Regions from separate parts of the Homo sapiens genome. Here region 2 is linked to region 1. Evidence: read pairs that join two places in POLR2A ChIA-PET (ENCODE). Cell type or tissue: endothelial cell of umbilical vein. All regions are shown on one strand. Links, peaks and the distances in the headings refer to the core of each region. The heading gives the core; the rest is flanking DNA.

Region 1 (8,161 bases), core at 1,924-5,923:
CTCCTTTGCCCTTCTTACTTACAAAAGCCAATACATTGGGAGGCCAAGGTGGGTGGATCACTTGAGGTCAGGAGTTTCAGACCAGCCTGTCCAATGTGGTGAAACTCCGTCTCTACTAAAAATACAAAAATTAGCTGGGCATGGTGGCAGGTGCCTATAATCCCAGCTACATGGGAGGCTGAGGCAGGAGAATCGCTTGAACCTGGGAGGCAGAGGTTGCAGTGAGCCGAGATCATGCCATTTCACTCTAGCCTGGGCGACAGTGCAAGATTCCATCTCAAAAAAAAAAAGCAAGCCAATATATTTTCCCTTTGCCTGGGTGTTGGTCAGTTGAATCCAAAGGAGCACAGACAAATACAACTTGGTTTTTAATTGTTTTACTGTTTGGAGAGGGTCTTGTCTGTGAACTCAGGTGGGCTTCATTTTTCCTTCCCCATCAATGATGATAATAATTATTATAATACTAACAATTCTAATATTGTTTTTGCTAGATACAGTAATATATGTAACAATAATAATCATAAGGATTAGGATTATTGAGTGCTTACTGTGTGCTTGGAACTGTTATGAGTGTTTTACGTACATTATAATACTTAATCTTCACAATATCCCATGAAGTAAAAAAATCTGCAACTCCCATGACACAGATGGATGGATACACAGAAAGAGCACTGACTTGTCCAGGGTTGCAGAGATGATGTGCAGCCAGAATTTGGACCCTGGTGGTCTGGCTGGGGAACCAGTACCCTTTGCCCCTATCCTTGACATCCTCCCATGACCACTTGCCCTTTTACCTTCATTCCCTAAAGAATGCACATTGCAACACAATATATATTTTTCAAGCTCACAGAAGCACAGGTCAGACTGGGAGTAGAAGCCATTGAACTTAATTGCTCTCCAGAAACATGAAGTCCTTGAACTGTCCTCCACCCAACGATTATTTCACACCTTCTTGAACTTCTCCACACATGGGGAGCTCACCACCTCCCATGGCAAGCCAATCCCTCTTGGGACACTTAGGCCCATCGTAATGCCCACTCACAGATTTAAGCAATGTATCCCTCCCTATATCTTTCATTATCTGAGTTCCATCCCTTGAAAGGGCAGAGATCAAGTTTAGTAAACATCATGAATTATAAAGGCTCCACTCTGGGAAATGGGAAGATCTGGGGCAAACAAAACTTATTTTCCATGGTGGAGTACAGATACAAAGAGGTCCAGCAGTAGGAGGTGGTAGAAAGAGCAGAAAAGGAAAGGAGTAGAAAAACCAAGGGGAAAGAGGACTCCTGGGACCCTTCATGCAGTGAACTCAGCACCAACTAAAAGAGGAGGCAAGAGAAGCAGTAAAGAAGTGCTCACAAAATTCTCAGGACCCTATGAACACTTCTGAAAAAGGCTTACGCAAGACCAGCATATTCCTGACGATGGGCTGAGCCTTTATGAAATAACTCACTATTGAGAGACATAGACTAGGGTTACGCCCTACCCTATAGCCAAACACATTGCTACTCAGTTGACATGGGTTTGAATCTCAGTAACTACTCTCCGAATAAAAGGAGATGCTGACCAACTGGCTTAAGGTGCTTAATTCAGACCTGTTCTCTTCTCTGGAACTGCAGTTTCATAGTTGAGCAGTCAAGTGGGGTGCCTGTCTGGCCAACCTGCCAAAACAAGAACCTCAGAAGAAGTGTTTGCTGCTCAGAGGAGAGGAAAGCTGCCCACATGTTTATGAATTCAGCACAAGTAAAAGTGGAAAGGGGACTGCTAAGTTGCTCAATTTCCATCCTCCCCTTCTCTCAAAGCAATGTCATTCCTGTGGCTGAGCTGGGCATATGGCCACACAGAGTAAAGGCCACATCTCTCAGCATCCTTTGTAGCCACATGCTCTGGCCAAAGGCATGTAAGTGAAAGTGCTATATGTCAGCTCCTAGAATCTTCTTTAGCCCTTTCTTCTCCAGTTCTTTCTTCATCCTTTGCCTGAAATGCACATGTATGCAGCTGAGGCACAAACTGCCATCTTGGTCACTGTTGACAAGGATCAGTCTTTAGGGTTAAAGTGGAACAGGTCTGGGTCCCTAAGGAATTCACAGGGCACAGCCACCAAACAGCTCTTAACTGCATGCCTGTGGATGTTTACATAACTGCAGACCTGTGGATTTTTATTGAAGGGAGAAATAAGCATCTTGGCCGGGCGCGGTGGTTCACGCCTGTAATCCCAGCATTTTGGGAGGCCGAGGTGGGTGGATCACGAGGTCAGGAGATCAAGACCATCCTGGCTAACATGGTGAAACCCCATCTCTACTAAAAATACAAAAAATTAGCTGGGCGTAGTGGCGGGCGCCTGTAGTCCCAGCAACTCGGGAGGCTGAGGCAGGAGAATGGCATGAACCCAGGAGGCGGAGCTTGCAGTGAGCCGAGATTGCGCCACTGCACTCCAGCCTGGGCAACAGAGCCAGACTCCGTCTCAAAAAAAAAAAAAAAAAAAGAAATAAGCATCTTGTTTAAGCCACTGTTATTGTGGGTCTCTGTTCCTTGCATCCACATGGAATCCTAATTAATACAAGACACTTACCACATATTGTTGAATTTGAAGGAATGCTCTTAGAATTGTGCTGAGAATTAGGGATCACAGCTAATCAGAGCTTAGAGTCTTATCCATGACTCAGCAGCAGAAGAAAAAAAAATGAGCAATTGCAAGGTTGTGAATTCATTACTGCTAATCAACGCCTGTAAATGGGGTTGGCTGGAACTGTGCTTTGCCCCCCTTCTACTCCCCAAATCTCTGCCACATCCAAAGTCTCAGCAGAGAAGTTTCTACTCCTTGCACAATTATAATCACCCATGTCTTAGCATCTCTTTGGTGCGCTATTTGTGTCCGTCTGGCTTCCTGCCAGAGCCTTTGCCAGCTGAATTATATCAGAAAGAGCCAAGACATGCCTAAGTATACATTTTAAACACCTTTCCAGCCTTGCAGTGCAGCGAGCTGATCGCTCCTATAAATAAGACTTAACAACATAGAGCTCACCCATGACCTTGAAGTTTCAGTTATGTGGTGGGAAGAGAAGACTGATCACATGTGGTTCAGAAGTGAGTGTGGGGACAGGGGCTAAGGTGGCAGGCAGCTGAAAATTTTGCCTGCCCAGGGTCCCTCTGCCCTTTTCTTTTAGGAACAACATCCAGCTCCTCCACTGGGAAAAAAGTCTCTCTAGGGTTCCTTGTAGATTTGGTGAAACTATTGGTCAGAAGGCTCACATCCCTGGCCAAGGAGTAGAAACATATCTAAGCTAGGCCAACTGAACTCTTGCCCAAAGATCTTTGTCTTGAGAGAAGTGACTCAAAGAATAAAAACTAATCGGGGGTGAATTCGTCCCATGGTAAAACTCTGAAGAGACCACTTCATTAGTTCCTGCTGCCTGGAATTCCAGATCTGTCTGAGATGTGATTATCTGACCCCTTCTTCCATCCTAAGAATATTTAACCTCATCGATCTATCTATCTTATCTGTCTGTCTGTCTGTCTATCTATCTATCTATCTAATCTAGCTCTCTAGCAATCTATCTGTCCTATCTATCATCTATCTTAATACCTCCATTTCAATATTCTAGGTAGAACACTGGGAAGAATATTGTTTTCATGCAAATCAATGCTACAAAATTCATTTTCCACATTTCAGGAAGACAGCGCATTTGTTTCTATGGCACTCCACAAATATTTATCCTTTGTGACTCAATTTGTAAGGAAACAGCTTCCTTTTATTTAGATGAGTCTATCTGGAGTCACGGCAGATCATTTGGTATTTTAATATGAAAACATGTTAATGGCCCTTAAGTAAACAGAGGATTTCCACTTTTCCTTATGAAAGAACAGGGCCTTCCTTGACTGTAAGGTGTCAGTGGAAACTCAAGCCCATTTCCTCCTCTTTTTTTTTTTTCCTCACGTCATCCCTGAGACAGAAATATGGCAGAGAAGACAAGGGTCCCTTTAAGAATTCCAAAGGTCCAGCTCACATCCTTTCCTGGTGGCTCCCTCTCACCTCCTTCCCAAACCCCATCAAACTTCTTCGGCTGGAAGTTCACACCCTCCATGTTCTGCTCCCACCCCTTTCCAGCCTTATGCCTTCCTGTCTTCAGCCAAGACCTCAAACTGCTCCTGACAAAGCCAGGAAGGACTCCCCACTCTCAACTCCATTGTCTGAAAACAGATATCATAATAAAAGCCCAAATCAAATTACATCTCTTTAGGAATGTTTTCCATAATTCCCCCAGCCCCCCAACCCAGCCTGGTATGTTCATTCATTCTGATTCTCCACAGCATTTCTAACTTTTGGTACACTCTGCCTTGTATTAGAGTGTTAAAAATATATTTATCCTTCCCAACCCTATCTATACCTTCTCCCAAGTGCAGGCTTATTAAGAGATAGGACTATATATTTTGTGTTACTGTACCTCACATTCTTCCCTGTACATACAGATGCTCAATAAATATTTGTTGAGTGCATAAAAAGCAAAGCTACCCAAGAACATGCTTCTAAAGGATTCTATAGTGAATGTAACTTGGAGATGGTGATAGTAAATGTAATTTTTAAAATCTTGGCTTGGTTTTTCTACTTTCCCCTCAAATATACAAATTTAGATATTCAGTGAGAAAAAAGAACAATATTGGACTGATTTATATCTTGATCTAAGTATACAGCTGGGACATGGCAGCACTTTTCATTATTGATGGTGATGTAATCATATTGAAGCCCAAATACAAATAAATGAAAATTTCTCTCTCCATAAGTGTGCTTCAGCCCATGGAGACACCAGCTTTTCTCTCCTTTTCATGTGTATTTACTCCATCTGGAATCACATGACTCACACTATCAGAATCTGTGCAAGTGGATTTCCGTGTAGGAAATCATTTCCAGGCTTGAGCTGAGCACTGATTTCTTTGTTGTGATTCTTATTTGAGTCTGTTTCATCAGAAATAAAGAGTTTTGATTACAGGAAAGTGAGATTATTTCATTTCAAAGCAGTACTTTTCTCAATAGCTTAAACCCCCTCCTTTTCCCCCTAAAAATGTCCCTTTTTTCTAGGAAGAGAAAAAGTCCCATCCAGCCACACCTTCTGACCTCCAGCCTCTGACTCAGACTGTCTGTTGAAGGCCAGCGCCTCCACCCCTGCACCTGAGCTTGTGCAGACTGATCTGGGAGGATACCCCATTAACTATCCCCTCTCCCCTGTGTCTTCACCTCTCTCCAAGATGCCTCCTTCCTGCTAGTCAATAAACAAGAATTATCTCTTTCCATACTAAAAATAAGTGAACTTCTCTTGACCCTGCATCCTGTTCTAGTTGCTGCTGAATCCCTCTTCCAGACTTCCCCAAGGCCAGTCATCTCTTACTGCCTCAACATCCTCACATCCTGACCCCTCCTCAGCCTCAGTCCCTCTGCACTCACCGCCCTGCTGCGTCTGCTCCTAGTCAAGTCCATGCCTCAGCCTCAGTCCCTCTGCCCTCACCGCCCTGCTGCATCTGCTTTTAGTCAAGTCCATGCCTCAGCCTCAGTCCCTCTGCCCTCATGCCCTGCTGCGTCTGCTCCTAGTCAAGTCCATGACTGCCACGTCCAGCGGACCCTCTTTGGTGTGGATCTGTTTGACTTCTTCGTTTTTAAAAACATATTTGATCACTCTTCCTCCATGATGAAGAGACCATGACGCCATGTTCTCCATATGGGCACCTCTTCTCCTACTCTACCACTAAAGGTTTATTTGTTTTATTGTTCTTATTGATTAACATTTAATTCTTGGCTACTCATGTCCAGCCTCATGCTTTAATTCCTACCGAACATGCTTAAATCTATCCAAACTATATCTTCAGCATCTCTCCTGAACTCCAGCCTTTATGTACAATTGTATTTTGAATGTCTCCACCCGGATGGTCCACATACACAACATATACAGGACCAAACTCATCTTTCTCCATAGAGCTGCTCCTCCCTATTCTCTAGCTCAGATGCTGGTACCACCGTTAATCCATTCTACTTAGGAGGGAAACCTAGATGTTGTCTTCACCTCTGGCTTGACCCTCGCTTACTATCATCACGTACATGTATCTTATTAGTCACCAGGTCAACTAAGTGTCTTATTAGCCACCAAGCCAATTTGCCCCACAAATCTCTTTTCATAGCTGCTTCTCTTCAGCCCTAGTATAGGCTCTCTCCTAAATGCCTGCAACAACCTTCTAACCAATCTCTCTGCTTCTATGCAGCCCCATCACCCTAAAATCCAGAATGTGCCTAGACACACCACAATAGCACTCCCCTGCTGAAAACCCCTCATGGGCTCTCTGCTAAAGCTCATGGATATGACACACTCCCAGCCTCTCATTTACCTGCAGAAATGAAGATTTCCTTGTTTGGCTCAATGACTTTGCTCATACCACCCCTCTGCCTGGATTGCCCTTGTTCTCTCTCTTCCCCTTCCCATGGGTAATTACTACTCATTTTTAAAGCATCTGCTCAGGTATCATCTCTTTATGGAAGTCTTCTTTGGACTTTTCCCATGAAGGTGCTCTTCTTCTTTGCTGCCATATCTCATGGACATATTTCTACCACCAACTTTATCCCACTGTATTTTAATCACTCATTCATGGATTTTGGGCTCCCTTCCCTAACTCCAGTTTACAAACCTCTAGAGGATAATTACCATCACTTTTTCATCTTCCTTTGATGATGGCTTCTAGCATCTAGCTGGCCTGTATCTAGCAAGGAACCTGCCTCATTGAAAGTTCTCAGTAAGTGTTGGTTGAGTAAATGACTGTCTCAATGAACACATAAATTGTTTCTCAACTGGAAGTAGCCTCAAGCAGACCTTCCGGCTCAGTTCTTTCAGTCAAAAATGAATCTTAAAAGAACAAATTCAAATTAACATCAATCCTGGACTTAGTAAAAACAACAGATTAAAAAGAAACTGGTCTTATTTGCTTTCTCTGAAGCAGGAGGATGCAGAAGGTAACTGCTGTGTGGCTCTGTACTCTTTACCCCAAGTTCCCCAAATATACAATTTCATCTAACCCCAGGTGTGTGTGTGTGTGTGTGCGTGCGCGCGTGTGTAATGTACTATTCTTATCTACTATGAGGTACTCTTATTTATTCTCACCTAAATAAAACCATAAGTAGAAGATGCACAGATATGTAGGAATTGGGCCAGAATGATGGACAGTCTCAGCATTTACTTCATTTTGCCCTGTGACGCTCTCTGAGTTCACCCCTTCATGCAGGAAGCATCTGGGCTTTCATACCAGATTGTGAAAATTGTTTATGTGGTGCATTCCTCTCTTCCAAATCCCTGTTTACTCATTGTGCCTAAATCCAGCGCTCTGTGATAGCTTTCCTGCTGAGTTAGATTTTCCCATCGGCCTCTGTGTGTGTGTGTGTGTGTGTGTGTGTGTGCACACGCATCCATACAGCCTCAGCCACATCTTTCACAAATGCCCAAACTGGGAATAATCACCATATTTTTGCCTGTTGTCCATATTGGAGGTTACTCTGGAGAGACTGGTAGTGTTTTCAAGACGCATGAGTTAGTATCTCAATGAGTCATTCATTGAAAAAAAATTAACGTCAAACAACAGGGGTAAAATAGTTCACATTTACTGAGCATTTACTGTAATAGACAATGCCAGATGATATGCTAAATGGTTTGTAAGCATTATTCAATTCTTTGCACTTGGTAAAATATCTACTACTGTTATTCGCACTTGACAGATGAAGAACTTGAGGTTGAGAGAGTTCAAGCAACTTATGACCTTCCACCAGTAAGTGGCAGAGCTGGGATTCAAACCCAGGTCTGCTTGTAGCTAGAGCCTAGAATATTAACTGCTACCCTGCAGTGTGTCCTGCCTAAGAGCAAATGAAACCACTCCCAATCCAAATGTTTTCAGCATTTCCTCTTTTTGGGGTAGATTTTTCTTTTCCAACATCTTGATCAAAGGGAGCTGCTGTGGTTTAAGGAGAAAGCTGACTGGGAGCTCCTGTCACTCCACCCCTTGCCTGGCTTGGTCTTTCCATAGGATACACAGGATTTGGAAATCACTGCTCTATGAAAGCAGAAACAGCATGTATTGCTATGGCATCCACAGTGCCTAGAAGAGTATTTGCACACAGCCTGTGCTCAATCAA
Region 2 (5,922 bases), core at 1,094-5,093, 120 kb before region 1:
AGGCACAAGAAATACTTGAACCTGGGAGGTGGAGGTTGCAGTGAGCCAAGATGGCGCCACTGCACTCCAGCCTGGGCAACAAGGTGAGACCCTGTCTCAAAAAACAATAACAGAAACAATAATAAACCTCACAATCTGTGAGCAGATGGAAAATATGATGACAAATCCAATACCCTACCCTCTAGCCCAGATCCCTTTGGGAGACGGAGTGGGAACTGCAGCTGCTGGTACCTTTTTCTTTTCAGAAACAGACATAAAAATTCTGAGATAAAATAAATGTCACATCTCCACTGACTAATTTCTGAGGAAGAAGTAGTTGTTGCAATGATAGTAAGCATAAGTGACCTCGAAACAGACCAGCTCGTGGTATGCAGACCTACCAGTGGCCTGCTCTGCTAGGCAATGAATCAAGCATCTTGTATGAGCATGTCATCTTTTTACATACAATTTACATGATGTCATGATTTTTACCAAGTGTATTTTTTACTACTAAGTTTTCACTACAATAAAAAGGGCAAGGGGGCAGGCCACTAGAGAATGGGTAGGAGAAAGAGATGGGAAAGGCATTGGATAATTTATCGAGATAGGAGCACTAGATGCTCACTTCAACAATCTTCAGTATTCATATGATACAGAAAGATCATTCTTCCCATTGTTAGGGCTCAGAAACCTATATCCCCAAATATGATGCTTTGATATTCTGAACCTGAAGAAGGCTCAAGGTCTCTCTGACCTCCCCTCACTCCTGTCTCTCAATCTTCTGTCTCTCCCCTACGCACAGGATGAAATGGTTCTGTGAAGTTCCCTTATCTACCTAAAATCTTACCCTCCAGAGAAGAAAACAATTACTTCTGGTCTCTTCCTTGAGTTGCCATTAGCAACTCATATAGCAGGAAGAAAGACTGAATGAAGTCTGTCAACACATCTGAACAGACTTCTGTCACAAATTGTTGTCTGTTCTGTGGGCCCAACAGACTTTGTCCCAGGTCACTGTTGGTTCTTCAAGTAAAAATCATTTACTGCCCTTCCCCCCACTTCCTATCTCCACACTTCCTATCTCCGTTTCCTCTAAGAAGAAGGGTATATAACCATCTGTACCCCATTGTGTGTAATTTTCTCTCTTTGCACATTAGTAAACTTCTATGCCATTTCTCCCGTTAATCTGTCTAGTGTCAATTGATTTTTCAACGAAATTTCAGAGGGCAAAGGGAAAGTTTTCCCTTGGCCCCTACTCTATGAATCCAACAACTTTTCCTGATAACTACAATCTTGATTTATGAGACCTCTCTGATACCTGACCAGTTGCAGAAGGACAAGGCTTATCGTAAGTGGCCACATGAGTTCTACCCAGGATTTCAGAAATAATTTGCAATCATTCCAAACCCTCAGGGACATGAATGGTAATTTATTCAGACATTAACTGGAGAGACAAACTGGTTCCCTGCCTAAATGGGAACCAGGTTGGCTACCTTCCAGTCGCACTAAAGACCAATAGTTTCTGTCACTGGGTTCTGTGTTTGGTTTGCGTGGCTTGGTTCTTTCACAAGTCATAGACTTTGGTACTTGCAAATGAGCCTTGTTGCAAAACTAGCTTGATTGGGACAGATTATTCTTAAGAAATGAGGCTTATCTGCAGACAGGCTCTGACATACTGAACAGCAACACGTGACAGTTTCTAGAGCTTTAGCATCATTAGTCATTCTCACTGCTGGAATGTTCAAAATGTGCATAGAAGGAAACAGACAGATGTCCTCAGGAAGCATTTGTGAATGTGTCAGAACTTTTGCTGGGAATATCCATGCCCATGTCATGTATTTTAGGGTGACCACTCAGAGATAGGGGATTTTACCAAGTAGGAGTTGATAAAAGCACAAGAGTATTTCATCAACATTTTAAAAATTGGGATGATGAAGCTATCTGCAGAAAATGAAATTAGGCTAACACTGATATCCCAACTAAAAAGAAGATCCTAGAATAAGGCTTCCAAAAAGTCATGATATACCCAGATTGAGGTAAAGGGTTTTTGTTGTTGCTGTTGTTCAAAAGAAAAAACAATCAAACAAACAAATAGAGGGTAGTGTTTCTCATAGTTTCACTTCATAGAGAAACCAATGAGGTACAAATCTTGGCATGGATCAGATTTGGATTCCTAGCAAAGAAGCATATCAAGGGATGTCCCTTGATAGGTTATCAGCATATTACAAGTCCTTAAAATATACATCTGTCTGGTTTAAAGCTTAATAAAATACATTGTCATGTTTAAAATGAAAAAAGTCTTTTTTTTTTTTTTTCAAAAAGAACCCAAAACCACAAATAATCCCAAAGGACAATAATCAAAACACATTACGCGGTTCCCTTCATTTCCTTTGCAACACTCCTCTTGCCTAGGGCCACTGGACTTGGCAAATAAAAATACAGAACACCCAGTAAAATCTGAATTTTAGGTAAACAACAAATAATTTTTTAATATAAGTATGTCCCATGCAATTTAATTCAAATCGAACTGGACATCTAATATTTTATCTGGCTAAGCTACCCTTGCCCTGTCATTGGAGCTCCCCTGCTTTAGCTAATTAAAAAAAAATAAACCTGCACTTATTAAAACCCAAACAGAGAGGCTACAAAGTGTCCTTCCATCTGGGTTCAAAGCTTGGCTCCACCACACACTCACTTTGAGATCTTGGGTAAGTTACTTTACTGTGCCACAGCCACCACATCTGTAGAATGGGATTAATAACAGTTTCTCCTTAGCAGAGTCATCTGGAGGATTACACGAGATGGTGTATGTGTAGCACAGTACTCAGCTCAAAGCAAACGTTCAACCCATGTTAGCTATTATTGTTGGCAAGAGAACACAGCGAAGAAATAAAACGGCAAAGAAGAAGGTACCTGAGATTATTCACTTGCCACGAATATTCCTTATCTACACATAGATTATTGAAAGCTGTCAATGGTTGTGACTTCATTTCTTTCACATTTATTTTATTTGACAAATAGGGAGTAGCACACAGGAACAATAAATAACCATTAATAATATAGTTTATTACAGTTTACAACAGAGCTCTTCATATTCATTTTAAAGAAAATTCAAGACAATGATTCTCAAAGACATGTATTATAAAAACTGACCCATATAGTACCGATATGCCTCCTACTCACCAATGCCAAACCCCCTCTGAGATCCACTACCCTGAATAGTTTCAAGGATTTTTAAAAAATCTTCGAAAATATTTCCTTTGGCAAGGAACCAAATTTAGAGCGATCTTTATGTATATACACAATGTAGAAAGGTTTTCTGTCCCAAATGTCTCTTTTTTGTCCAGAGTCCCTGCACAAAACAATCCTTTCAATGTCGTCATCATCAAATACAAAGGGCAACCGGCTGGACACCACTGGCAACAAAAGGCCTTCAGCAGAATGTTTTTTTAAAAGCAAAGGCCAAAGAAAGCTGTAACCTGTGGCCTCTATTCACCACCGGAAGAGTCTAAATGCTTTTCCTCTTTTGTAATAGAGAACATCTGCTCTTCTAGGAGGATAATCTGTCTTCCAACAAGTTTTACGTGTAGAGAAGCAACATCCTTTTTTAAATGTGGCTTTCCCATGTCCTTGAATAGAAATGTACCCTTTTCAAACGGTTTTACAGCCAGAATCTCTAGTTTGCCTAAGGGCTACCAACCTTGTTTCTTGTTCAAGCATAAATGAGAAATATTGAACATGTAAATAAGAATACCAGACTTCATTCTGAGGAAAATTCTGCTGTGCTAAAATTTTTTGTATTCTTTTTTGCAAACACTTAGTTTTTAGTCTTAGTATATATGGACAAGAGGGCAAGATAAAGAGAGCATCTACGATTTAGTTGGTGTATTTGATGGAAATGACAGCCAAATCACAAAATTTTTATCCTAGAGATACTTCTTTAACATGGATTACTTGATGTCATTTTATCCAGTCGTTGGATAAACAAAATTCAAGAAAATGATGCACAGCCAAGCAGGTGTGATTTGGGACTTGCAGCAAGGCACCAGCTGGATAAGGCCAAGACATTTCCAGTATGAGGGTCCTGGACAGTTCACGCCACAGAAGAAAGGAACTTTTGTAACCAGCAATATCTTTAAAAATCTAGCTTGTAGCAGCTTCCTACTTTATTTCTGAGGGGTAGCCATCTTACTGGCTTTTCTGTTTTTGTTTTTGTTTTTGAGACTGCATCTCGCTCTATTACCCAGGCTGGAGTGCAGTGGCGCGATCTCGGCTCACTGCAACCTCTACCTCCTGGGTTCAAGCGATTCTCGTGCCTCAGCCTCCAGAGTGGCTGAGATTACAGGTGTGTGCCACCACACCCAGCTAATTTTTGTATTTTTAGTAGAGACGGGGTTTCACCATTTGGCAAGGCTGGTCTTGAATTCCTGACCTCAAGTGATCCACCTGCCTTGGCCTCCCAAAGTGCTGGGATTACAGTAGTGAGCCACCACGCCTGGCCTTACTGGCTTTTTACTATTAACATAATGTATTAAAAATCCCTTTGAGAAGGCAATTAAATAGTAATACATTTTAGGTGTAAAATGCAACATTTAGGTGGTTGACAGGAGCTGGAGTAGGAGAGAATGGGGGGCTGGTATTTAATGGGTAGAGAGTTTTGGTTGAAGAAGATGTTGAAAAAGTTCTGGAGAAGGATGGATGACGATGATGGTTACAGAACACTTTGAATGTACCTAACGCCACAGACGGGTACCCTTTAAAAGTGCTTAAAATGGTAAATGTTATATCTGTTTTACCACAATAAAAAATAGCATTGATTAGGCTAATAAAAAAATTAAAGAAAAAAGGCTAAGATGTGAAGGGAAAATAGAAAAGAGAGATAATCGCTGGGTGTGATGGCTTACACCTGTAATCTCACACTTTGGGAGGCTGAGGAACGAGGATCACTTGAGCACAGGAGTTTAAGATTGGCCTGGGCAACATAGGGAGTCCTCCTTCTCTACAAAAAATAAAAATTTAGCCAAGTGTGGTGCTGCACGCCTATAGTCCCAGCTACACAGGAGGCTAAGGTAGGAGGATTGCTTGGGCCTGGGAGGTTGAGGCTGCAGTAAGCCATGATCACACTGTGCTCCAGCCTGGGTGACATAGCGAGACCCTGTCTAAAAGAAAGAAAGAAATAAATAAAAGAGTGAGAGAAAGAAAAGAAATAGAAAGAAGAGAGATTGATGCAACCCCTGCAGAGGGACGTAGTGGTGGAGAGGGCAGTGATCTTAAAGGGGAAGTGTGAGTTGAGTGCACCCTCCTGCCACAGTCAAGAAGAGGGTCCCTCACTCAGAAAACACTGACTGGGCAGCTGCAATGAGAGAGTGCTTCAATTTAATAATTGAACAAACTATGGCAAAAAAGGAAATCAAGCCATTAAAAATTAACTGCATACAAATAGCCAATAAGCACATGAAAATAACTCAGTGTCGTTAGCCACCAGGAGAATGCAAACCAAAACCACAATGACATACGACTCCACACCCACTAGGATGGTTATAATCAAAAGATGGACAGTAGTAAGTGTTGGCTAGGATGTAGAAAACTTGGAAGCCTCATTCATTGTTGGTGAGGTGTAAAGTGGTGTAGATGCTTTGGAAAAGAGTCTGACAGCTTTTTAAAAAGTTAAACCCAGATTTACCATATGACCCAGCAATTCTACTCCTAGGTACAATCCCAAGACAAAGGAAGACCTACGTCCACACAAAGGCTTACATGTGACTATCCAAAGCAGCAACTATTCATAGCAAGAATACTTACTGCCAGAAGGTAGAAACAACCTCAAAATCCATCAACTTGTGAAGGAACAAAAAAAAAAAAAGCCTTTCGGGCGGAACCTCCATCTTCCAGTAATTCGCCAAAATGACGAACACAAAGGGAAAGAGGAGAGGCTCCCGACATATG

Evidence for each region. Peaks named below come from ENCODE experiments on the same cell type or tissue, not always from the same donor. Only the 100,000 strongest peaks of a DNase experiment are listed, where the experiment ranks them.
Region 2: POLR2A ChIA-PET joins it to region 1 with 30 read pairs; 7 of 35 experiments call an interaction of 5 or more read pairs at or near these places.

Annotation. Positions count from the first base shown.
Region 1 is chr9:109,908,080-109,916,240 of GRCh38, reverse strand. All of the region lies in intron 3 of PALM2AKAP2 (PALM2 and AKAP2 fusion), which reads right to left. Among named protein-coding and RNA genes, the nearest start is that of PALM2AKAP2, 130 kb to the right of the region's middle. In endothelial cell of umbilical vein, for the core only: no CTCF peak of the experiment used is centred there; DNase peaks (open chromatin) are centred at 2,850, 3,890, 4,870 and 5,370; H3K27ac peaks cover 3,837 bases.
Region 2 is chr9:110,025,317-110,031,238 of GRCh38, reverse strand. All of the region lies in intron 7 of PALM2AKAP2 (PALM2 and AKAP2 fusion), which reads right to left. It also overlaps the pseudogene RPL21P87. Among named protein-coding and RNA genes, the nearest start is that of C9orf152, 180 kb to the left of the region's middle. RefSeq lists a cis regulatory region at 3,483 and an enhancer at 3,399-3,568. In endothelial cell of umbilical vein, for the core only: no CTCF peak of the experiment used is centred there; DNase peaks (open chromatin) are centred at 1,708, 2,788 and 3,378; H3K27ac peaks cover 3,495 bases.